Regions from separate parts of the Homo sapiens genome. Here all the other regions are linked to region 3. Evidence: read pairs that join two places in POLR2A ChIA-PET (ENCODE). Cell type or tissue: A673. All regions are shown on one strand.

Region 1 (8,000 bases), 500 kb before region 3:
TCAGCCTTTGTACCAGGGTGGGGATAGAACTGTGAAACAGTTTTACCAGTTTGTCCTCTGTTCCCCTAGAATATATAGACTTTTTTGTTGTTGTTGTTGTTGTTTTTTTTTTTTGAAGCAGGGTCTCTCTCTGTAGCCCAGGCTGGAATGCAATGGCGTGATCATGGCTCATTGCAGCCTCAACCTCCCAAGCTCAAGCTATCCTCCCGCCTCAGCTTCACAAGTAGCTGGGACTACAGGCACATGCCACCATGCCTGGCTAATTTTTAAATTTTTTGTAGAGATGGGGTCTTGCTATGTTTCCCAGGCTGGTCTCTAACTCCTGGAGTCAAGCAATCCTCCCACCTTGGCCTCCCAATGTGTTGGGATTACAGGCATGAGCCACCATGCTCGGCCTAGTCTTGCTCTTTTACTTACTTTAATAAATGGTGAAATTTCATACCATTAGTAAGGAAGCTATTTTGGGACAGAATTTTTTTTTTTCTTCTGTTTGTCTTTGAATGGATGAAGAACTTCTGCATTCCTTAAATCCCCCTCATATCATACCAGACAAAGCAGTAGGCACCTTTGCTCACCAAACAGCTCAAGAAATGGTGGTAGGGTGAGTCATTCTTTTTTTTTTTTTGAGACAGAATCTCACTCTGTCGCCCAGGCTGGAGTGCAGTGGCATGATCTTGGCTCACTGCAAGCTCTGCCACCCGGGTTCAAGCTATTTTCCTGCCTCAGCCTCCTGAGTAGCTGGGACTACAGGCACCCACCACCACACCCGGCTAATTTTTCTATTTTTAGTAGAGACAGGGTTTCACCGTATTGGCCAGGCTGGTCTCGAACTCCTGACCTTGTGATCCGCCCTCCTTGGCCTCCCAAAGTGCTGGGATTACAGGTGTGAGCCACTGCGCCCAGCCAGGTGAGTCATTCTTATACCCACTCAGCACTCCGAGCATTTTTTTTTTTTCTTTTGAGACAGAGTCTTGCTCTGTTGTCCAGGATGGAGTGCAGTGGCACGATCTTGGCTCACTGAAACCTCTGCCTCCCCGGTTCAACTGATTCTCCTGCTCAGCCTCCAGAGTAGCTGGGATTACAGGTGCCTGCCACCATGCCTGGCTAATTTTTGTATTTTTCATAGAGACGGGGTTTCACCATCTTGGCCAGGCTGGTCTCGAACTCCTGACCTCAGGTGATCCACCCACATCGGCCTCCCAAAGTGCTGGGATGACAGGCGTGAGCCATGGTGCCCAGCCACTCTGGGCATATTTTGAGACTTCTACCAAATCAGCTTAATAGAATGATTAAACACCTCCTCCTTTGCCCCAGCTCAAATGAATCCAAGCCTATTAGATAAGTGGATTTGATGTTTTCATGTTTTCCTTTGCTCAGCTCTTGGCTAAAATTACATTTTCAGATAACTCACATAAAAAAGATGTGCCTTTTCATGTTAATGTATTTATGCAACTTCCAGCTTTATGAGAAAGTAAAAATTTCATTTTTACTGTTTCTGCTACTAAACCCAAACTGATCTTCTTTGCTTTAAAAAGGAGATATTTAGAATAAACAATTCTAGGCTGGGTGAGGTGGCTCACGCCTGTAGTCCCAATGCTTTGGGAGGCTGTGGCAGAATTTAGTCCAGGAGTTTGAGACCAGCCTGGGCAACAGTGAGACCCCATCTCTAGAAACAAACACAAACAAGCAAGCAAACAACAACAACAACAAAAAGCTGGCTCATGCCTATAATCTAATCCCAGCAGTTTGAGAGGCCAAGGTGAGAGGATCACTTGAGCCCAGGAGTTCAAGACCAGCCTGGGTAACATAGCAACACCCCATCTCTACAAATAATTAAAAAATTAGCTGAGTTTGCTGGCATGTCCCTGTGGTCCCAGGTACTCGGCAGGCTGAGGTGGAAAGATCACTTGAGTCTAGGAAGTTTCAGTGAGCTGTGATCATGCCACTGCACTCCAGCCTGGGTGAAAGAGCAAGGCCCTGTCTCAAAAAAAAAAAAAAAAAAAAAAAAGAAAAGCATTTCTAAATCATTCCTCAAACTAGTTTTTAGTAAAAAGCTATCTTCAAAGTAATAATCTACATCCTGGATCCTGAGAATGATCATTCAAAAGCAAAGCAACAATTTTAGAGACTTGGGAGTCCCATTTTAGAAGATTTGTTTCCAGAGTCCTCCTTATTTCCTGAACTAGAAAATAAGAGACTTCCATTGGCTTATCCATCTTCAGGTAACCATTCACTTATAAACATGCTGATGACTCAGTGAATTGAATCAATCTACACAGGCAGTCATCCATACAAGCCTTTATTTGCTTTAGGAAATCTGTTAGCTAATGAATTTTGATGTGTTTTTATAAATTTTTATGAAGTAGACAGACTAAACTTAGTTTATTATATTTCAGTATGGATTTGACAATGCCTTTGATTGACCTCGCAGCTGCTCATCACACAAAAGTACCTAAAATTGATACACTTCAGTCATTAGGATAAACTCCAGGAAAAGTTTTCCTTTCTTTCCATTTTATTTTATTTTTTGAGACGAAGTCTCACTCTTGTTGCCTAGGCTGGAGTGCAATGGCATGATCTTGGATCACTGCAACCTCTGCCTCCCAAGTTCAAGTGACTCTTCTGCCTCAGCCTCCCAAGTAGCTGGGATTACAGGCATGCGACACCATGCCCGTATTTTTATTTTTAGTAGAGACAGGGTTTTGCCATCTTAGCCAGGCTGTTCTTGAACTCCTGACCTCATGTGATCCTCCCGCCTCGGCCTCCCAAAGTGCTGGGATTATAGGTGTGAGCCAGCATGCTCAGCCAAAAGTTTTCCTTTCTAATCAAATGAGGAAATTTTATTGAGATAAGAATGGGCATGGTGGCTCAGTGCTTAGGGAGGCTGAGGTGGGTGGATCACTTGAGTCTAGGAATTTGAGACCAACCTGGGCAACAAGGCAAAACCCCATCTCTACAAAAAATATAAAAATAAAAAAAAATTAGTTTGTTGTGGTGCTGTGCACCTTTAGTCCCAGCAACTTGCGGGGCTGATGTGGGAGGATCACTTGAGGCTGGGAGGCAGAGAGGTTGCAGTGAGCCTGGATTGCACCACTGCATTCCAGCCTGGGTGACCAGAGCAGGACTCTGTCTCAAAAAAGAAAAAAAAAAAAAAAAAAGAAAGAAAAAGAAGAGATGGGAAAGTCAGACCTGTTGGTGAAATGAGTTAGGCAGTGAATTGAACCAAAATGTAAAGTTCTATGTTTTTAGCTAATAGGAAATAAAATATACTGAGGGTTTGGTAACCTCTTAGGACTTTGAACCCATGTATAATTACATTGCTTGATAGTTTTCCCCCCAATACCATCTAATCTGAAGTTATAGCAAATAAAATACAAATTAAACAATGCTAAAAATATTTTTATCTTAAATCTCTGTTCCATAAGTAAATTTAAAAACTTTAGGAGTCTGCAAAAATGTACTATTTTAATAATTCACTCTTTTTTAATCTTTAAAGTGAAAGCAAGTTTATTAGGAAAGAAAAGGAATAAAAGAATGGCTACCCCATAGACAGAGCAGCCCCAATAATTCATTCTTTGCAAAGCTTTCTGGGGTATGATGATGCTTAACAGACTGGGTCAGTTGCAAAAATAGTTTTGCAAATGTTGGTATAAAAATAAGTAATATATGTAGAAAGCAGATAAAACTTATTTGGTGACAACTAGATTATAATGATGCAATTTTAAGTTTCAGATAGTCTCAACTTAAATCTTTAGTGAAATACATTAGTTTTTCAAATGATCAGAACTCAGCAAAATATATATGAATGTGAGATGAAGGGTGCTAAAATTTCCCCCCCCTGGATTTTTTTTAAAACAACTACATTAAAGAGTTACTACCCTTTGAGAATAAGGATATTATTTTCTTTTTGAAGGGAAACACTGTACTCTATAGAATGACTTGTACTGTCTTTTGTGCCATTATTAATACATTTCCTGTTTAAGGAAATGACTTTTTTTTTTTAACATGATAGTTTAAACTTCAAAATAAGTGCTATTGACTTTTAAAATGTCTTATCTTACTAATGTCATTCTGGGCATGAAGAATAAAGTGTGGAAAATGCTTGTCATAATAATCCTATTGTCATGAGATTCTCCTTTTTGAATAAAATAGCTCACATTTGTTGTTTCTTTTCTGGGGAGTGGCAATTGGGAAAGGGGAAAGTAAGTTTTGTAGATAAAGCAAACAGATCCCTCACTTTTAGATTAGTGAAGGATATGGTGATTTTTAAAAATACAAATATATACTATACCTATAATATATATTAAATGTCAGATATATCTTCCAGAGATCTTGCCTTCTTATTTACAATGGCCATACAAATGTCCTCATATAGTTCTATTTAATTGATTCTGTTTCCTTCATTTCTGTTTTTCTGTTCTTTCCTTTCAGTCAGCTTCCTCAGGTTGAATATTTTTCTGTTCTTATTGCCTTCTTCAAAACCACCATTTAAACTTTAATAAGATTCAAATTGAGATATTAAGCACAGAAAATAGGAAAAGTTTTAACTGAATTTTTTACGTTATATACTTGAAGCATGTTTCATGAATGAATAACATATGATTTACATGCATTTAAAATAGTATGTAGATTGCACGATGAAAATGCTATCATTTACTGAGTGGAATCTATATTTTCATTTAATTTAATATTTTTCACTTATGAAATAAGCAAGGTAGTTATGCAGCATATGTATATATATATATGCATATGTTTTATAAAAGCATACGTTTTAAAGTTTTTCCTTTTGGGAAAAAATACATACTTGAATATAGTTATTGAGGCCTTACTCTTTTTTTTTTTTTTTTGAGGTGGACTCTCACTCCATCACCCAGGCTGGAGTGCAGTGGGACCATGTTGGCTCACTGCAACCTCCATCTCTTGGGCCCAAGCAATTCTCCTGCCTCAGCTTCCCAAGTAGCTGGGATTATAGGTGCTCACTACCATGCCCGGCTAATTTTTTTATGTTTTTAGTAGAGATGGGGTTTCACCATGTTGGCCAGGCTGGTCTCGAACTCCTGACCTCAGGTGATCCACCCGCCTCGGCCTCCCAAAGTGCTGGGATTACAGGCGTGAGCCACCGCGCCTGGCCGAGGCCTTACTCTTAAAACCAAGGTGACCCTTAGTTTTGAAAAGTACAGAGCACTATAATGAATGATTAACAAATTATGCTCTGCAAAACAAAACTTAGTTGTGCATTAATACTAGTAGATACTATTTCTGCATTCTTATTTGTGCTAGGCAATGTGCTAAATGCTTTATGTACATTAACCTCATTTTAGTTCATTTAACTTCACAAGAAAGCCGTTGGTTAGGAATTTTTACCCTCATTTTACAGGTGGGAAAACGGAAACAGAGTTGAGTGACTTACTCAAGGTCTCAGAGTTAGTCAGTGGTAAAGTTAGTATTTGGATTCATGGCTATCCAATTACCCATACAGCATATTGAACAAGATCAAGAGGTTTAAAATACCTGTAAAATTTTTGATTAGTTAAATATGATGTGGAAAAATATAATAATGATGGCAATAAATAACCAATAAATGTTAGAAGACAGAGTTTAAGAGACAAGGATATGATACATAACCCCTTTTCTCCTGTAGAAGTAGATGAGGAAGTTATAGTAGAGGAGATGCGATGATAGTTCTGTAAAACTGTGAAGTAAGCATTGATTATTTGCTTGATTCATTAATTTACTTAACTAGGTTTTTGTTGGCCACTCTGTTGGGTGGTGGTATAGAAAGATCAGTAGGAAAGGTGCCTGCCTTTACAGAGTTGGCAGTCTTTTGAGTATGTAGACCATCCATGGGTAAATAGTGCAGAGGTTCAAGAATGATCATAGATTGTACTGATTACAAAGGAAGGTATATAATGTAGAAAGAGGTGCATGGTGGGTGGGAGGGAGACCTGTCCTGAGTTTTAAAGTTCATTATGTGAGGCAGGTAATATGGTCAAGATTCCAGGTAGAGAAAACAGGTGGTAGAAAGCCAAGAAGGTCCAAATGAGAGTGGGTAGGTTAGTGCAGTAATTGATGAGCCCGAAGACAGACAGATAGAAAGACTAGATCTTCCATGGCTGAACAAGATAGAGGTTGCTATAAGGCTGTGGGGAAGAGGCATGGTGAGATCCACATGTTAGGACAAATGCACTGGCTGCAGTGTGGAGAGAGGGTTGGAAAGGGGCCATGCTGGAGAAAACCAGTTAGGAGGCTGTTGCAGACAGGAGGAAAGTGACAAGGGCCTGATAGTGGGCAATGATGGGGGTTTTAGTGAGAAGGGGACAGCCCAGGTTATCAAAGAAAACGAGAAGAAAAGTTTCAAGGAGGAAGAAAAAGTAAATAGTATCAAATGATGTAGAGAAAAGATATTCATTGGGTTGAATAACAAGATCTCTGGTGACTCTTGCTAGAGAAGCAAGTGTTAGTGGTTCACAGAGAAGCCCATGGGGTGGAGGAGTGACCCAAGGGTGAGTGGGAAGGAAACACAGTGAGTGCCCAGTGTTTTCCTTTGCTACTCCCTGTGCTGATTTCCTCCTCTACTTCCAATCTCGGGAAAGAAAAAAAACACTTATTGGACAATTAGTGAAAACTAGTGCGTGCTGTAAGCCTCAAAATGACCCTATGATGTTGGGCCCACTGTGATCTTTATTTTCTAGGTGGGGAACAAAGAGCTTGAGAGATTTATACCCCAGCCCAAGATCCACAGTCATTAAATGGCAGGGCTCTAGTTCAAATCCAGGTCAGTGTGATTCCAGAGCTCACAGTCTCACCACTACTCTCTTCTAGAATTTACAGTCTTCATGCTTTGCTCTTCTCTCCTTCCCTCTCAAGACTGCAATCATGGAGCTGATAGACTTATTTTCACCAAAACATAAATGATGGGCACAGCTTATTATGTTTTTTTTCTGGATGCATTTTGAAATGACCATTGGATGTACTTCTTTTGCATTTTTATTGTGAAATACAGAACCAGTTTTGGCACTTTATGTAAGTGGAATCATTTGTATTCTTCTGTGTCTTGCTGCTTTTGCTCAAAATTGTATTTTGCGATTCATCCATGTTGAGTGTGGCATTAGTGCATTCATTTTCAATGCTGAATAATATTTCCTTACGTGAATTTACCATGTTATTTGCCATGCTATTTTATTCTTTAGGGACTTGTGGGTTATTTCTAGTGTTGAACAATTGTGACCGATGTTGTCTCTTTTTTTAAAAGTTCATTTTTCTGTTCAAGAAGGTCTAAGAATGTGATTTTAAACATCTTTAAATATTTTAGGAGGTCAGGATCCCTTTCCAATTCCCTTGAAATGAAACCTGACAAGTGGTTCCTGTGGGTTCCTGATTTGCTTACTCATGAGACCAAACCTGAGAAGTCTGAGGAGCATTTCTAAATTAAAATGTTTAAATAGGTCAGGTGAACTGAAAAAACAAAGAAACAGTTATTACCAGATCTCCCATTTCCCCTAGCTCTTCCACTTCATTGTTGCAATCTTAGCGAAATGCAGTCAGCTTGCATATTTTCCTGCATCGGTCCTTTGATCAGTAAAGTAATTTCTTTTCCTTCCTTTGTGCAAATCTTTTGATTATAGTAAGTTCATTCTTTAAAGACCAAACGTGGTAAAAAATATTAACAACTTGAATAATTTTAGCAACTATCTAAAATAACTTATTTTGCAGGGGATAAAACTAGAAATATTTACTTTTATAAAGTGAATCATCAAAATATAATACAACCAGTAATAAGATCATAGTGTATCATATATTTTAATAACAACATATAAGATAGACACAGTGTAGTATAGAAGTTCAGGGTATAGGCTCTGGAGTCAGAAAGACCAGGTTCAAATTTCAGTTCCACTTCTTACTGCCCATGTCAATGTGGTGAATTTCTTAACCTTCTAGAAGTAGCTTTCCTCAATTATAAAATAAGGATAATAGTAGTATCTATTTTAATAGGGCCATTG
Region 2 (8,000 bases), 110 kb after region 3:
TAACCCATGTCTTTAAAGACACTAGGTCTTCTGTGTAGACAATACATGGAGGTGATGAAGAGTTCATGCAAAATACCAGCTAGGTGTTTATTGCTGTAGGCAGGTCACAGAAGGATGATGGCTTTGACTAGGGTGGTGCTTGTGAAATTTGGGAGAAGCATAAGACCCTAGGAGTATTTGGTAGATGGAAACAAAAGGACTTGATGGTTTCATGAATATGGGTAGAAGTGGTTACAGAGAAGATGGTGTTAGGATGATTCCTTGGTTTCTGGCATGAACGACTAGGGTCCGTTTGTGACATGCACAGAAATGGAAAGACTAACAAAAAAGCAGAATTGGGAGGTGAGTACCACTGTTTGGAATTGTTACTGCAATTGTTTCTGTTTATGAGGCTGATCTTGCAACTGTCTGAGACTATTTTCTAAGATGAGACTTAGGATATATTATCATAAACAACAAATTCAGTAGGTAATGAGGATAAAGAACAAAACCACCCAGAACTGATCAATTCCAGTCAGACTCCTTTGAAGTAGGTTAATGCAGGCTTGAGTTGGGATCCTCCTACAAATCTGCTTCCAGGGGCAATGTCCATTGCTAAGCGCGTGTCAGGGGAGTGTCAGGACAGGAGAGCTTCTAACCTTGTCCCACATAAGGGCTAGATCATACAGGAACTAAGGAAATCCTCTAATCTGAGCCAATACAGGACTCAGGAAACCAGGGAGAGGAAGCAAGTATATCCAGTTTTCCTTGCATCCCTGGACTTAAGGGGCTTTTAGAGTGACTTAGGCCCCACTGTTCCTCTCCCCACAGACATGGCACCGTCATCACAGTGATCAGTTAGACATAGGTCTTAGGAACTCCTTTGCTAAAAGCATTGAGAAAATGAGACCCTTCCTTGGTCTCATAAATGGTCTAGTATCAAACAAAAATAAGCAAATTTGAGAAACATAATATTTTATTGATTATTATACTTATCCTAACAGTTATAAACCTACAGGTATTGTAACAGAGACTTTGTTTTCTTCCAATTTCCACTCTTTCCTCCTTCCACAGTGAGGGGACTACAATTTTTGGTGAGTTGTGATAGAAGCTTGGACTAGGTTTATGGTGGTAGAGATGAAGAGATGTGGTGGGCAAGAGAGCTGCCTAAGAAGTAAAACCAGCAGAAGCTGGTGGGAGGTGGATATCAGCAATGAAGGAGACGGAAGGATTCCAGATGACCCCTATGTGTCTGACTTGCAAAAGAGAACAAATAGGGATGCTGTTTCTAGAGAGAGAAAAGACCAGGTTTGGAAGGGGAGGTCATGAGTTCCATTTTGGATCTGTTGACCCCCATGAAGAGATAGGAAGGAGATGGCTGGGTATACAAGTCTGGAGTTGGAAAGTCTCGACCTGGGCAGGAAATATAAATTTGTCAGTCATCTGACTATAGAAAGATCACCTAGGGAAAGATCACTGAGGGAAAAGGCAAGAAGGTCTTATGGAATGCTAGTTTATCTTGATTAGGTACTGAAGGATGACTTGCTGAGGAGAATGAATAGAAGAGGTAAAAGATGAAGGAGATAACTAAGTTTCCACATGATTATAGAAATCACAGGAAGAAAGTATTTCACGTAGGAGGGGCTGGCTGTGGCATAAGATACTTCTGAGAGTTTAAGTAAAATGGACTGAAAAATAGCCCTTAAATCCAGTCATTGCAGGCCACTGGTGACTCTGGGAGAACTGTTTGCACTGATGAGGGAAGACAAATTAAGCTGAATTGTAGTGACTGGTGTGTGAGAAATAGAGCCAGCAAGTATAAGCAGCTCCCCGTTTACCTTGCCAAAGACTCCTCTTGTCAGTCACTATTATTTATTAGTCAAGATCAGATATTCCTCATAGAACAGTCCTTTATATAAAGATCACTGTTACCATCAAGAGTAACACTGTCTGGGGCACAGTTTTCAGTTCTTTATTGTTTTAAGATGATGTTCATGTTTGATGAAACGAGTTTAAGTTGCTTTTATGGCAACAAAGATAGAGGTGAACACTAATTTGTTCACTGCCTTTTACTCAGTCCCTTTTGTAAGAAGGTTGAACATAAATAGGTTAGGACTGCAGCCTGTGGCCATGGTAGTGACTGAAGCCTCCGTTGGGTTTTTCTGTCTAGTGTGCTTGGTTCTCCTCCCATTAGCATGCATACAATCCATGGAAGTCCCTGGTTGTGGGTAGCGAGTTAATAAGGAATCTAATAACAGGATCCCTGCTCTGTGGGCTGATATAAAAAAAGAAAAAAAGCAAATGCACACATTAAGGGCAAATCAAGAAACCATTCTTTTATTCAAGGCCAACCACATAAACCTATGCAGAATATTCAAGATCAGAGTTGGTGGGGAAAGGAATAAAAGATAGAGGTGGTGAATTGGATAAATGGAATGTATCTACCAAAAAAAGGGTCCTCAAGAAAAGGCTTTAAAATGAGAATTCTATAGTTTGGCACAGACAAGAAAGGCTATCTATAGCGGAGGAGAATGGAATACTTGGAAATGGCTTGTACATCAGCGGGACAAAAACAAACAAGGTCTGAGGAGTCAATTCTAGCTCCAGGGTTTCTATGGGTCCACAACCCCAATCAGCAATCCCCAAATTGAAAAGTCTCTGAAAACTGAATATTTTTCCCAAACTCATTTGGCCATTGATACTGACTTGATTGGAATATATTTGGTGACAAAACCTGACCTGAAAAGATGTGAAGATATTTACCATTATCCCACTTTATGGTAAGCAATCATATATTTTACTGAAGAAATATTAATGTGTTTGATTATGGAGTGCTGCCCAGAGTCCACTGGGGGTATTAGGTACCATAAATACAGACAGCTCTGAATGATCTTTCTAAAACATGGAAAATTCTGAACTCTGAAACATATCTGGCCCCAAGGATCTAGATAAATCATTTAGACCTGAAATGGGAGGGCCAAGAGGACTACATGCCTGGGAGTGTCAGAACCATGAATATAGAGCCTACAGAGAGACCACAGCCAGGGCAAGAGGTCCACCTTCGTGGAGCACAGATGGGGCCTGTGCTCACATAATACTGTGAGTCCTCAAATAGTCATCAGAATCAACCTGGGGCTGGCCCTAGCCCCCTGTTCTGGTGAGAGGAAAGTCTAATGGCTCCTGATGGTCTCTAGTCAGGAGATCCATGTTTTCTGAGGGCCTGCTGCATGCCAGGCACAACTCATTAACTCATTTTCTTCCTCATACGCGCCCTCTGAGAAGGGGAAATAAGGATCAGCAAATAAAGTCACAGAGTAAATGGCACAGTTGGGGATCAAACCAGGTCTGTTTGATGATGCCAAAGGCCATTCATGGCCCATTACACCATGCAGATCTCTTGTTGAATATAAGTCAATTGGCAGCAGGCTAAAGAGAGCAATTCTAGCAAATGCTTATGGAATATATTCTATATGCAGGCTTGTTTCATTTGCAAAGAATCAAGCTGGGTTGGTGTACTATGACCACCATTTTCCAGGAGGAGAAATTGAGGCTTAGGAGAGGAGAAGTAATGTGTTTGATGTCTTCCGATAAGTGGTGGAGCTGGATTTGAAACCAACATCTCTCTCTCTCCAGACCTAGCCTTGCTACCCTGCATGTTATGCCTCCTCCTGAGCACAGACTGCTGATGCCAGTGGATGGAAATTTAAACACACACAAACATACAACCTCTTTCCTTAAGAGCCATGTGATTAACCAGAGTGAAGTGTCAGTGGCCTTCTGGGATCTCTCTGATGGGTGAATGGATAAAGGTCATAGCGACGACCACAGAAACCTGTTTAGTATCAGCGGATAACATTGCCTGTCACTTTAAATGAGCCAGAGACCTCCAGACACTCCAGCAAGTCTCCCATTGCACAGGAGAGCAGCTTCAACATCAAAAGAGAAAGAGATATAGGCAAAGGAGGGGGAGGCGTGCTTTTCTTCAGCTGTTGATGGCTGGTCAGGTGAATCTAATGGCTTATTAATAAGAAGCAATTAATTGTGTAGCCAGCCCAGTAGTTCTAAGAAATGAAATCCCAAATCTGATACGTGAAGGGCATCAGGGATTGAATAACTGTTAAAAAGCAGTTTCTGGCACTGCTTTGCATCAATAAAGATGTAAAGAACAAAGGAATAATGTGCAACTACTGCACGATCAATAGACGTTTGAAATACAAAAGCTGAGAAAGTGAAGAAGCATGGAACCTCGTCAAATGTTAATGTCTGCTTTCCAGAAGGGAAATCAGAATGTGGGGACAGAGTTGGAAAGGAGCTCAAAAGGTCATCCTGTTCCACAGCTTACGTTCTCTCCAGCAGTGGACAGCTAGCCTCTTATTTTAAAAGTCCAGAGAATTATGACAGACTGTATTCCAGAGAAATGGGAGAATGTGCATTTACTTATTGCAGGTACTGGACAGTTGGCCCATCAGGAGAAGTAAATCAGATCCCCAAACAATGAAATACAAATAATTTCTGGACTCATTAGACCTCCTCTCATGAACAAGACTGACAGCTGCCTACATTCCACAAGAAATCACAGGAAATCAAAATTTCAGCCAAAAACAGTCTGGACCTCGTAATAGAAATTCTTATTCTAAGGCCAGAACTCATAAATTTCAGCTACTTAAATGAAGGCATCCAGAGGCCACTTGGGGAATCCCCTGGTCAGTGTGGTAGTTGTGACAGCCTGTGCTACTTGGCAGGAAATAATATCCACATGGAATGGATGATGGTAGTTTATGGCCATAAACTAAGAGAATTCTAATGCCAGACTGAAATTAAAACACACACACACACACGCACACACACACATACACATTTAGAGAGTCCAGGGATGTGAGAGACATTGGACAATAGCATTTGCATCACAAATCAATTTGTTGGCTAAGCCTAAAATGTGTAAGATTTCCATTTTCACATAATTTGCACCAGCAATGTCTCTGCTTCTATTATGTCCTCAGTTCCTATTAATAAGGCAAAAGGAAGATTCTTTATAAAATGTTTGGAATGTTGTGAGGTTTCGGAACCCCTTGGGAACACAAGGCATACTAATGGAACAGATGTAATGATCTCTGTATCACACAATGCTGGTTGCTTAGAAACATCCCCCAAAGATTAGTGGATGCTGTTTTTGTCCATACTCCTAATTTCTGAGCCTTTTACACTTGTCCATTTAATTAAAGAAAGGATATGTGAAATTTACATCTGTTCAGACATTGCTTCTTTTCTGGGTGCTTTTCAGGGAAGTGCCAAAGAATTCAGAGAACCTAGGGCATTGTTTCATTGGTTGTCAGAGCATTCCTGAGAGGTTGAATACATTTGGTAGTGAGTACTGCCCGTATCAGTGTTGTAGCTGAGGAAATCAAATCAAAGAATTGGGGTAGAGACCAACATTTGGAACAGTGACCCCTTTGTTTCAGCCTAGGAGACTATCTTGGTAAAAACAATCCTCTTTATGAGACATAAAGCTGCCAAGAAAGGCTATTTGTAATGAGTCTTTTTCCTTAGTTACAAGATTGAATTCTAAATTAGTTGAATCTCATGGGCCTTAAATATAAAACTGGCTGACACAACCTAATTTTAATATGGCAATGCACCGTAGGATGTTTGAAATGTATGAAAGCGATTAGGTTTTAGCTCTGTTTTGCAAAGGGGTTTGATACCTATTTGCACTTAGGCAGCCTAACCTCTGAAAGACTGGTCACTCTGTAAGTTGGAGCTATATCCAGCTGGAAAAGAGGAACTGCTGGTATCTCTGGGATGGCATGAAGCAACAAGACATGCATGGCTGCTACCATGGTGCCGTCTGAGATCCAAACTATCTTTTCATCCTAGAACACAAAAGGACGGGCTCAGTGTCTTGGGGACATCCAACTAGTTGGAGTGACTAATTAGAATGCTCTATACCCTGCCTGTATGGTGAGAAATACTTTACATTTTTCTTTAAATACATACACATTCTCCATTTTCTTCTCCACTGGGTCATGGGAAGGAAGAGGGTGGCATTAAAACATGCTCATGCTTTATCGTGTCTGTGGGTCTGTAAAGGATCCCTCATTAAAAAGAAGAAAAATCTGGTTTAAGTTCAACTTCTGGAACTAGAAAGTTAATATTTGATTAGAAAAATAAAAAAATCAGAGTAACAGAAAGTATTCCTAGAATCTCATCACGTTATAAGGTCTTATGAACACATTATATCTCTTGAGAGGAAAGGAAGAAATGCCAGACCTACTCACTTCCATTTGGCTTTTTGAGAAGGATCCAGAAAAGTACAATGACTGTAAAGATACAGGTATATACATATATATATATTTTTTTTTCTCTCTCTCCCAGTTACTCTTTTTGTTTGGTGTTTATGTGAAATTGCAGGAAGAGTCACTATTAGTGAACATACATTGAGCGTCAAAGACGTGCCAAGGGAATTCTGAAGTACAGAAAGAAACATAATATTGTGAGCCAACAGATTCATGCACGCACATATTTTATTGTATGTATGCTATGATGTTTTTATGCATTGAGCCCATGTTATAAATCAAGTAAATAAACAAATATACTTGGCAATAGCTCATGTGCATCTGTGGACTGTTTAGACAATTGCAAATGAAAACGATTGCTTTTTCTTTTTGTGTTTACCAAACTTGTTAGTTTTAAGATGCGGACTGCCTGCTTTTTTTTCCCAGGGTTTAAATGTTAAAACTCTTGTGATGAAAACAGAATAAATGAATTGATAAACTAGAAAACAGTTTATGAAATTGAACTGCAAAATATGCTCTTTGCCTCATATACAATGTTATATTGTGTTTATAACTGTAAACACCCTGCAGTCATCGCCATGTGCGTGCTGGATTGGAGAAACAGTTGAAACTTGTACAATGGTGATTTTTTTCTATTGATTTACAGATTGAAATAACAGAAGCCATCTCTGATTTTTGAAAGTACAAGCTGAAGAACTGAAAAGATGAGAACTCCTTCATTGCCTGGGAGTTAGAATCAGAGATAATGACACAACTGGAAAACCAAGAGGAAAACATATGAGACTGATATTCTCAAAGTATAATCTTGAAAAAGAAATGAGTCAAGCACATGCATGGTCAGGCAATGTACTCATGCAGTGGACCTCTGGTGTTCTGGCTGGCCAGAGTCACCTTTTCCTTGTTCTGGTAGCCATAGCTTTGGTTTCCTGGGAGGAATCACCTCCCTTAACCTCAGTGTACACTGAGATTGGGCACACTCCAGCACCTGAAGGAGACGTGTAACCCAAGCTTTTGCCATGAACATATTTCCTCTCTTTGGCCACAGTGATTGTCTCAGGAGAAGGCACAAAACTCCACTCTGGTCAGTAATAATCAGACTGAGCTGCACATGAACCCAGGAGGGTGTAAGACTGAAGGTGCTGGGGGCCATCCTAAGAAGAGGATCCCTCCAAGAGTTAAGCCAACAAAAGGGAGAGTGAGTAAGAGACTGAGTCCACATAAATTTGAACTCCAGAGTCTAGCCATGCCTAAAGCCAGAATTTCTCCTAGTTTTTAGAATTATTATATAATGTCTTAAATCTTTTTTTTTTTAAACCTAATGTTACCTTAAAGGTGACTTTTTTGTCCTTTGTAACCAAGACAGTCCTGTTGGGTATACTCCAAAATAATGAACATGAACCAGAGTGAGATAGTGAGTATAAAGTCTGAATCTATTGTCTGGCAGGTGACACAAAAGAACTCCCATCTGTGCTCTGGATGAACCAAGACCCTTTCCTTGCTGGGTCCATGTGCTAAACATAGAGTGAGTTAGAGGAAGAAGGATATGATGAAAGATTACAAGGTCATGTTGGGAAAAATCATCTCCAGGCTGAGAGGGGTTGGCACAAACTGAAGTTTGAAATGACACAATCTCTGGTTTATCCACTGCCAACAGCAAATAAATAAAGGAGAAGACATAAAATGGAGACCAGCTGGTGGACGTGTTTTAGATTTGCAGAGCATCAGAGC
Region 3 (8,000 bases):
TCTTGAAAGGATGAGCATAGGGGACCAGATTCTGGCTACAGGGAAACCCAGCTGGACCGCCTTAGCAGCAGTCATGATAAGACAGGACCAAATTTGTTTGTATGTTTTTTTTTTGCTTGCTCACATTTTAATGAAAAAAAAGGTATTTCCTGTGCTTTTTGTGTTTTTGAAGATTTTCAGCATCAAAATCTTATTGCTTTTGTTAGAAAAATAAACCATAAATATTTTAATGGTACAAACTTTGAATATGATAACTATTGCTCCTAAGACTATATGAATTTCCCTTAAAATATGATACACAGTTATATATATATATGTGCATGCATATATATTTTAAAAGAACCAGTAGATAGCACAGTACTTTAAAGAAAAAAAATGTGAATATTGATTTTTTTTCCCTAATGAGATATTACCTGGGAATCACAGCCAAGGTGAGACTATTTAGACCACTTGATCATTAACCTTTCTCCATATGTAAGTTCACAGACATCCAACTATAGAATGTGGTTACTGTATCTAAAGGGACCTCAAGTCTAATACAAACCCTTATTTTGAAAATGAATATTTCTATCTTATTTCTAAAGTACTCCAAAAGTTCTTAGGGCATCCTGTTCCCACGTTCAGTCACAACCACAGGTCATCAAGTCTTCCTGTGTCTTAAAAACACATTTTCTCCTGATGCAGTCTAAACCCATTTTCTTCTGTTCAGTCCAGTGAGATGGAGAAGGTTGACTGGTGTTCTGCAGAGTTCCACCTCACTGCCCATAGGTTGTTAATTTTGTCTCCCTTCAGCCTTCTCTTCTCCAGAATAAACAACCCACCTCCTTTCCTTGTGTACATAGTCTCCAATCCCTGTCATCATTTTCCTCTTCTATACGTGGATTCTATGCAATTTTCCTGCATATGTTTTAAGTTACAGACCCAAAGTGTAATATTCAAATAAAAGCCCAACCTACAATAAATTTGACACAAGGGTTATTTCCTAGCTGCAAATAATACTTGTCTTAACACAGCCCGGGATAATATCGCTTTCTTAATGCCATCACTAGGTTAATGACGCATATATTTCTGGAATGCCAGATCTTCTGCAGCCAAGTTTGTGTCAAATTATACCCTCTATCTAGACCCTTCTCCTACCATCTATTCTCCAAAGGAAGTCATTATTAATAAACTTACATTTTATTTCTTCCAGTGGTTTCTACTTTTAACTCCAAATAAATAATATGCCTGCATCTCTCTTTCTTGATTTTTCAGTCTTAGGTAGCCAGTACCTGCTGACTTCTCTGCATGAAAGATGAAGAATTTCATTCATTTATATGCCTTCCTTCCCTCCCCACCTGCTCCCCAATTTGGGCTAACTCATGATTTTTTAGTTCTTCAGTTGGATAGATGTATTCATTTCTGGATCTAGCAGCTTTAGAAAAGAGTTATTGACCTTAATACTCTCAGATAAGAAAGTTAACATACCTCATCATCTCTGGACTTCTGTCAGGGTATAGCTCTATACTGTCAAAGTTTATAATATTTATATTTTGTTTTATAGATATTATGACTACTGATATTATGGAAATGTTATTTATTACAGATACAGGAAGAAAATTAATCCTCTGTCACCAACTCATGCTATTCAAAATAGAATGTTCTAAGCATCACAGTCAGTAAAATACATTCTCTTAAACTCTAACAAACTCTCAAAATCATGCCACAATTTAGTTTACCTGTTATTTGAGTCCTGGATTTTTAGGCAGTGCTATAAATACTACAACTGGTTACAAGCAGTTAATTTAACAGATTAACTTAAGAAATTTGTTGGAAGGATATAAGGGTCACTCTCAACTCAAAGGAAAAGCTAAGGATTAAACATTAAAAGCAATGGTAAAAAACGCAATTACTTTTGACCAACGTAAATACAAACTTTGAAGATCTTTATACTATTAAACTAGAGAGAGAGAGAGAGCGAGTGAGCGAGAGAGTGCACTCATTACTGGAAAAGGGCATCTTACTGGCCCAGCTTGAATCACAAACTAGGTAGGGGCAGTGCCCCTCGACTAAGAGTCTCATCAAGGTTGCATGCAATGGTGAAGGATAGTTCTCAAAACAAAATCAAGATGCTGTCACCGGAAGAATAGAATCAGGGTAGACAAAACAACAGCATCTATTGCTTCCAATAGCACTTATCACATTTTCATTAATAAACAATTTGGGTAATTTTCTGTTTGATATTGTCCTTCCCAACCAGATTTTGTGTTCTATAAAGGAGAAGTTACATAGAGCATTCATTCTCTTAATTCACGTGCCTAGTAGTGTCTGACAAGTTACAAGCACTGACTAAACAGCTCTTGAATATTGTTGAATAAAAGCCAAGGGTTTCCAGGATGCACTGCCTAGACTATTTGTCATAGACTATTTGTATTATTTTATTTTAATAACAAGTATTTTCAGATGGCTGAATTACATATTAAAGAAGGGACTACTCTTTCCAAAGGCACGTTATCATGGAGGAATACAGCCTAAGTTTTCTATTACAAGTATTGTAAAAGAAGGGCACCTCTCCAAACTTTTGGATCATGGCAGGATACCATGATCTTGTCTGCATGCTACCCACACAACTGATGGTGTACAATCACCTGATCCAAAGAATTAGCCAGCAGTTTAAATTTTCATTATTCACTCAGGATGTCATAGTCAACAGCCTGGTGATCTCTGCAGTCAGGACTTGGTAATAGCACTACATAATACCTGGTCTAATATCTCCTCTGCAAGGACTCAGTCCTTCTCCTGACTCCTCTCCATGCCATCTTTCCCACTTCTTTCTTCTTCTTCCTTCCTTCTCCTTCTCTCTTCCTTCTCCCTTCCTCCCTTCCTCCCTCCTCCTCCTCCCTTTCTATCTTCTACATTTTTCTAGCTTCTACATTTTTCTCTGTGTTTCACTGGCACTCCTCCTCCCTCTGTGTTTCACTCCCCCTCATCCTCCCTCCCCCTCTCCCACCCTTTCCCCTCCTCCTCCTCCTCCTCCTCCTGAGACAGAGTTTTGCTCTGTTGTTCAGGCTGGAGTGCAGTGGTGCAATCATAACTCACTTCAGCCTTGATCTCCTGGGCTCAAGCGATCCTCCTGCTTCAGCCTTCCACGTATTTGGGACCACAGACATACACCATCAAACCTAGCTAATCTTTTTTTAATTTTTTTGTAGAGATGGAGTCTCATTTTGTTGCCCAGGCTGGTCTCAAACTTCTGGGCTCAAGTGATCCTCCTCATCCTTGGCCTCTGAAAAGTGCTGGGATTACAGACATGAACCATGGCATCCAGCCCTTGCCCACTTCTTAACAAACTGGGTGATAGTTATTTTTTTACAAACTTGCCTCTCCAACTAAACTGTGGACCCCATGAAGGAAGGAAGGAAGGAAGGAAGGAAGGAAGGAAGGAAGGAAGGAAGGAAGGAAGGAAGGAAGGAAAGAAGGGAGGGAGGGAAGAAAAAAGGAAGAAAGGAAGGAAGGAAGGAAGGAAGGAAGGAAGGAAGGAAGGAAAAACGGAAGGAAAGAGAGCTTTAGTTCTCTAAGCTGTAGAGAAAATTTAAGTTCTTTTTCAAAGAACTTAAAATTCATGGATTAGTCAGAGGGGTCTAATATCTCTAAATCAAATGATGACAAAAGAAAAAACAAAGAATGCAGAAATTATCCTCTTCCAGGGTTTCATTCCTTTATGTCAATCAAGAAAAATGTTAATAAGGAGGGTTCAGCAGGGGTCAGTAATTCCTCACTGATGTCACAAATTTAGCTTCACTTTTCAGAGGCTGTTCGTGGCCATGCTTGTGAAATTTGTAACTCACCTCTAGACAATAACTAATTATTACTGATTACTATGAAATAAGTCAACAAAGATTTTCTTGTTTACATTCTTATCAGACTGTATCAGAACCATCTGTTTTCAAGTTTGTTGTTGCTGGGTGTTTTTTTTTTTATCCCAAGGGATAGATTCTCCATATTGTTCTCTGAATATATGCATGCAAAACTGCCTTTTAATGCACAGTTGCAGTTTTCACTAAAACATTTGGGTAGGGGGGAAAAATCACATATGTTTTTGTGAAAGATGATGATAATAATTAGGTATCTTGCTGAATTTATTCTATCTTCAAATGAAGGATATGTTGGGGTCTGTCCCATCTCTAATTACCATCTCTTCGTTTGCATGGGGTGACTATTGATTTTGCGAAAAGCACATATGTGGAGCTTTCGACACTAAAGTAACTTCAACCTGGAAAACACAGTAAAGGACTCCATTAATATGAGAAAGAGTCTACAATTTTAAAACAAGCAATATGTGACCCCTTTGCTCCATTGTTCATTGACACCAATCTCCTGTGATACAAGCAATAACTTTGTTCCATTGTTAAGGAAGCAAGAGTGTAAGATTTTAAATACTGGTACTCACCAAGTTGCTACATGGCTTTGGGCAAGCAATTAACCTTTGGTGTCTCAGTGACTTCATCTGTAAAATAGGGATAGGGATTTTACACAGGTGTGATGCCTGGACTAATTAGTATAATTATCATTATTGATGGGAAAATAATGTTAGTCATTGATATCCCATCTCATGTTAGCACCTGGAGAATCACATATTTTCTCTATGTTGACTCCATTTTATAGGAGTCTGTAAAAAAATGATGACAAAAGCTACATATGAAAACTGGGACAATACAGTTAAAAAGGTCCATATCCACATAGGCTCATATCCTTAATGGATTATTTTTGAATTTGCATTTATCATTTAGATGCTTTCTAAAGTCAAACTGAACACATAAACTATGAAATTACAAGGAAATTTTTCAAGGCCCACATTCAACTGATAAGCTTCCTTGCAGCAAAATGCTTTCCAGTTCATTCACAGGTAACACCATGAGCTACTATAGAAGTTTAGGGTTGAGCAATAGAATTTAGGGTAATCAAAGTCAAGTAAAAGTATACACTGAAGACATTGCTCATATAACATTCCAGGATCCCCACTTGTGTGTGTATGTGCCCCGAAAGAACCCCAGCTCAAACAGTTAGGGACCAGGACAAACAACAGAGCTACATGAGAAGCCAACTCTGCAAGACTGGGGTCATTGAAGCTGGGGACAGTAGGGTGTCCTTATGCCAGAGCATGGGTAACAACTCATGGGGCAAGGAAAGGGACATGTTGAGAAAAACAAAAATGGCATTTCTCTTGGGGTTCATCTAGGACTCCTAAGTGCACTTACTATGATTCCTAGGTCAGGATGAAATAACTGCTTTAAAAAAAAGATTACCTCTACATGTTGGCAAAAGTGCCAGTGAAACACAGAGAAAAATGTAGAAGACAGAAAGTGCTCAAAAGATCAGTACTCAACACTATAACCTTGTATCCCTTACCATAGACTCATGTTCTTTCTAGGTCCAAAATTTCTTCTTTTGGCTTTAGTTCTTCCCAGCAGAAAATTCTCTTTTCTTGAGCTCAGTAGATGTCAAGCCTCAAATCTCCAATGTCTCCAAAGAAGCAGCCCTAAATTAGCCTCTTCACAAGTCATTCATACTAAGGACCGTAATCTTTTCCTCTATATTTGCCTCAAAATTATGGGCAACAACTTCCAAATGGAAACGCTGAAGCTGTTGCCATTTTCCTATTATCCTCACCTATCATATGAAACATAACAATTAGCATTTTTAGCAGGATTGAAACTGCTAACACAACTTCTCTATGTCTTACACCATTAAACTTGATGAGAAATCCCTTCATGATTAACATTCATCTCGCTGTATCGTGCTTGAAGGTTAATAATATCTACCATCTCCTGAGAGAGGGGGAGGGGAGCTCATTTATCAAATGAATAGCCGAGTGAGGCAGCCAGGAAAGGAAATTCCCCCCTCAGTCCACTAGAGGGTGGCTTGGCAGAGCCAAGGGAGGACGGCCGAGACAGAGAGGCACAGACAGCTTCCTGTCTTGTTCGCCTGCACTTTAGTTGGTAAGAAGAAGCAACATTAGTATTCATTGCTTTCTATTCCTCACCCTGGGTAGGCTTTCATTTCTATTACAGACACTTTACAAATGCCAGAAGTCAGCGCTGGCTGGGCCATGGCGTGGTGAGGGAAAAAAAAACTATAGAATTAGACTGCTTAAAAGAACATCCAGTCTAATTTCTTCTAAATCAACACTGGGTGAGATAAATACATATGTATTAACAGATCCTAAGTTTAAAACTTTCATAGATCATGTAGCAGTATGTGTGCACTTCAGATATGGATGTGGAGTGAATGTTGCATGTACATTATGGGGAATTATACATAATGCATAAAGAAATGTACCTAGCCTTTAGCACACCAGCTGTTTCTGCTTATAAGCCTGAGTTATCCATGAAATGCAGTAGACATTTTGTAGTAAATATCCTACTTGGTTGACTTTTTTTAGGCCTAGTCATCTATGCTGATTTATAGAATTAGGAAGAAATATAAATTTTAGCAATGAAAGATAGAATTTTAAAATTTCCCATATCAAAACATGTTGTGTTCTGAGAAAGAAGAGATGAGGAATTAGCCTGTTTTCGTGGTCTCTACATAGGTGATAAAGCAAAAAAGAATACGTTTTTCCTATCTGTAATATTGTTCAGTGTAGCAAACCCTTTTGCTTGTTACAGTACAGCAAATGGAGTGTTTAATTTGGGATTCAATGTAGTCTAGAGTCAAGGTGCAGCAGTTTTATTACAGAAATACAATTTTATTGGAGGCTGAAGATTTAATTTCCACCTTACGTAGAGAGCCATAAACGGCATGCCTGTTTTACATTTTGCATAGTATTTGATATATGTAATTCCTGGCCTAATTTTAGAGTTTGAAAAGGTGGAAGAATCACAATACGCAGATTCAAATTCTTCAACACTTCAGCCACAGATGACATTTTAAAATGAACAATTTTCTGTTTCTTAGTCATGGATTTGAAACCCTTGCTTCCCTCCCCGGAGCTCTGCACCACATCCTTTTCAGGTCTTCCTAACTAGGTGAGCCACAAAGCCACCTAAAGGATGCCCTCGAGTCGGAACAAATGCTTTCTTTGTTTAAATCTGTCTACTAGATGGCATTCTACTAAAACCTAAGATGATCAGATGATATGGATAGTTTGTCATCAATTGTACCTAGTATCTGTTAGGGTCATCTGTTAATATCTGTTCAGATGTATGTATTTTGAATAAAATAATTTGTAAACATATTGGAATGACTGAATGTGAAAGAAATAATCAAATAATGTTAGCTGTAAGCCTATATCCACACTGGAATCCAAATTTGGAGGATTTTGTCATTCTCTTTCCTTCAAACATATTCATTTTAGGAGACATACACACACGCACACGCGTTGCTCTTCCATCTGTTTGCCTTTGCAGCATTAGTTCTCTTCATCAACATTTCATACCTCCTCTTTACCACCAGGTGGAGCCCTTTGTTTATGGACATCTGTCCATTTCCTTTTTCTCAAAGATGCTACCAGATAAATAGCTCCAGAGCTAAAATACTGTTGCAAACACGAAAATTTAACACACAGAGATAAAAAGTAAAGCTTTTCAGGCACTGGTATAATAAACCTTGCTTTGAGTCCTATTGCTACTAGATTTAATGGCTTACACATTTTGCTATTTACAACTCCTGCACACCAAACAGCAGAAAATAATATTGTTGCGTGTGCCATAAACAGTGTTGCTGCAGGTCTATTTTATGTAGTACTATCGTTTTTATAATCTCAAATGTTTGGCAACTGCAGTCAAAAAGCAAAAAAAAAAAAAATCTAACCAAATACTATATGCTGTAAGCTTCAGTTGTCTTCAGTCTTAAAAATATATACCTCGTTGAGAAGAAAATATTTTTCTTCAGACAAAAGAGAGTGGTAATTCAGCTGTAATAGACAACAATGTAAAAATCTTCTCTTAGTCAAATTCATCTCTCCTTAATTTGAGATCCAGTTAAGGGTACGTCAAAATCCATTTTAGCTTTGATTCTAT

Evidence for each region. Peaks named below come from ENCODE experiments on the same cell type or tissue, not always from the same donor. Only the 100,000 strongest peaks of a DNase experiment are listed, where the experiment ranks them.
Region 1: POLR2A ChIA-PET joins it to region 3 with 23 read pairs; 5 of 35 experiments call an interaction of 5 or more read pairs at or near these places.
Region 2: POLR2A ChIA-PET joins it to region 3 with 12 read pairs; 2 of 35 experiments call an interaction of 5 or more read pairs at or near these places.

What each region holds. Positions count from the first base shown.
Region 1 is chr2:177,150,070-177,158,069 of GRCh38, reverse strand. The region is part of intron 1 of LOC105373760 (a long non-coding RNA gene); the gene reads left to right. Among named protein-coding and RNA genes, the nearest start is that of MIR4444-1, 59 kb to the left of the region's middle. In A673, no CTCF peak of the experiment used is centred here; a DNase peak (open chromatin) is centred at 4,029.
Region 2 is chr2:176,542,536-176,550,535 of GRCh38, reverse strand. No RefSeq gene overlaps it. Among named protein-coding and RNA genes, the nearest start is that of NRAL, 39 kb to the right of the region's middle. In A673, no CTCF peak of the experiment used is centred here; no DNase peak of the experiment used is centred here.
Region 3 is chr2:176,651,950-176,659,949 of GRCh38, reverse strand. It overlaps LINC01117 (long intergenic non-protein coding RNA 1117), which reads right to left. Exons shown (of 4, transcript NR_110599.1): 3 at 4,430-4,486; 4 at 3,992-4,252. Among named protein-coding and RNA genes, the nearest start is that of LINC01117, 18 kb to the right of the region's middle. In A673, CTCF peaks have their summits at 2,777, 5,880 (motif pointing right), 7,219 and 7,425 (motif pointing right); DNase peaks (open chromatin) are centred at 3,329, 3,689, 5,899, 7,439 and 3 weaker places; H3K4me3 peaks cover 4,940 bases; H3K27ac peaks cover 8,000 bases.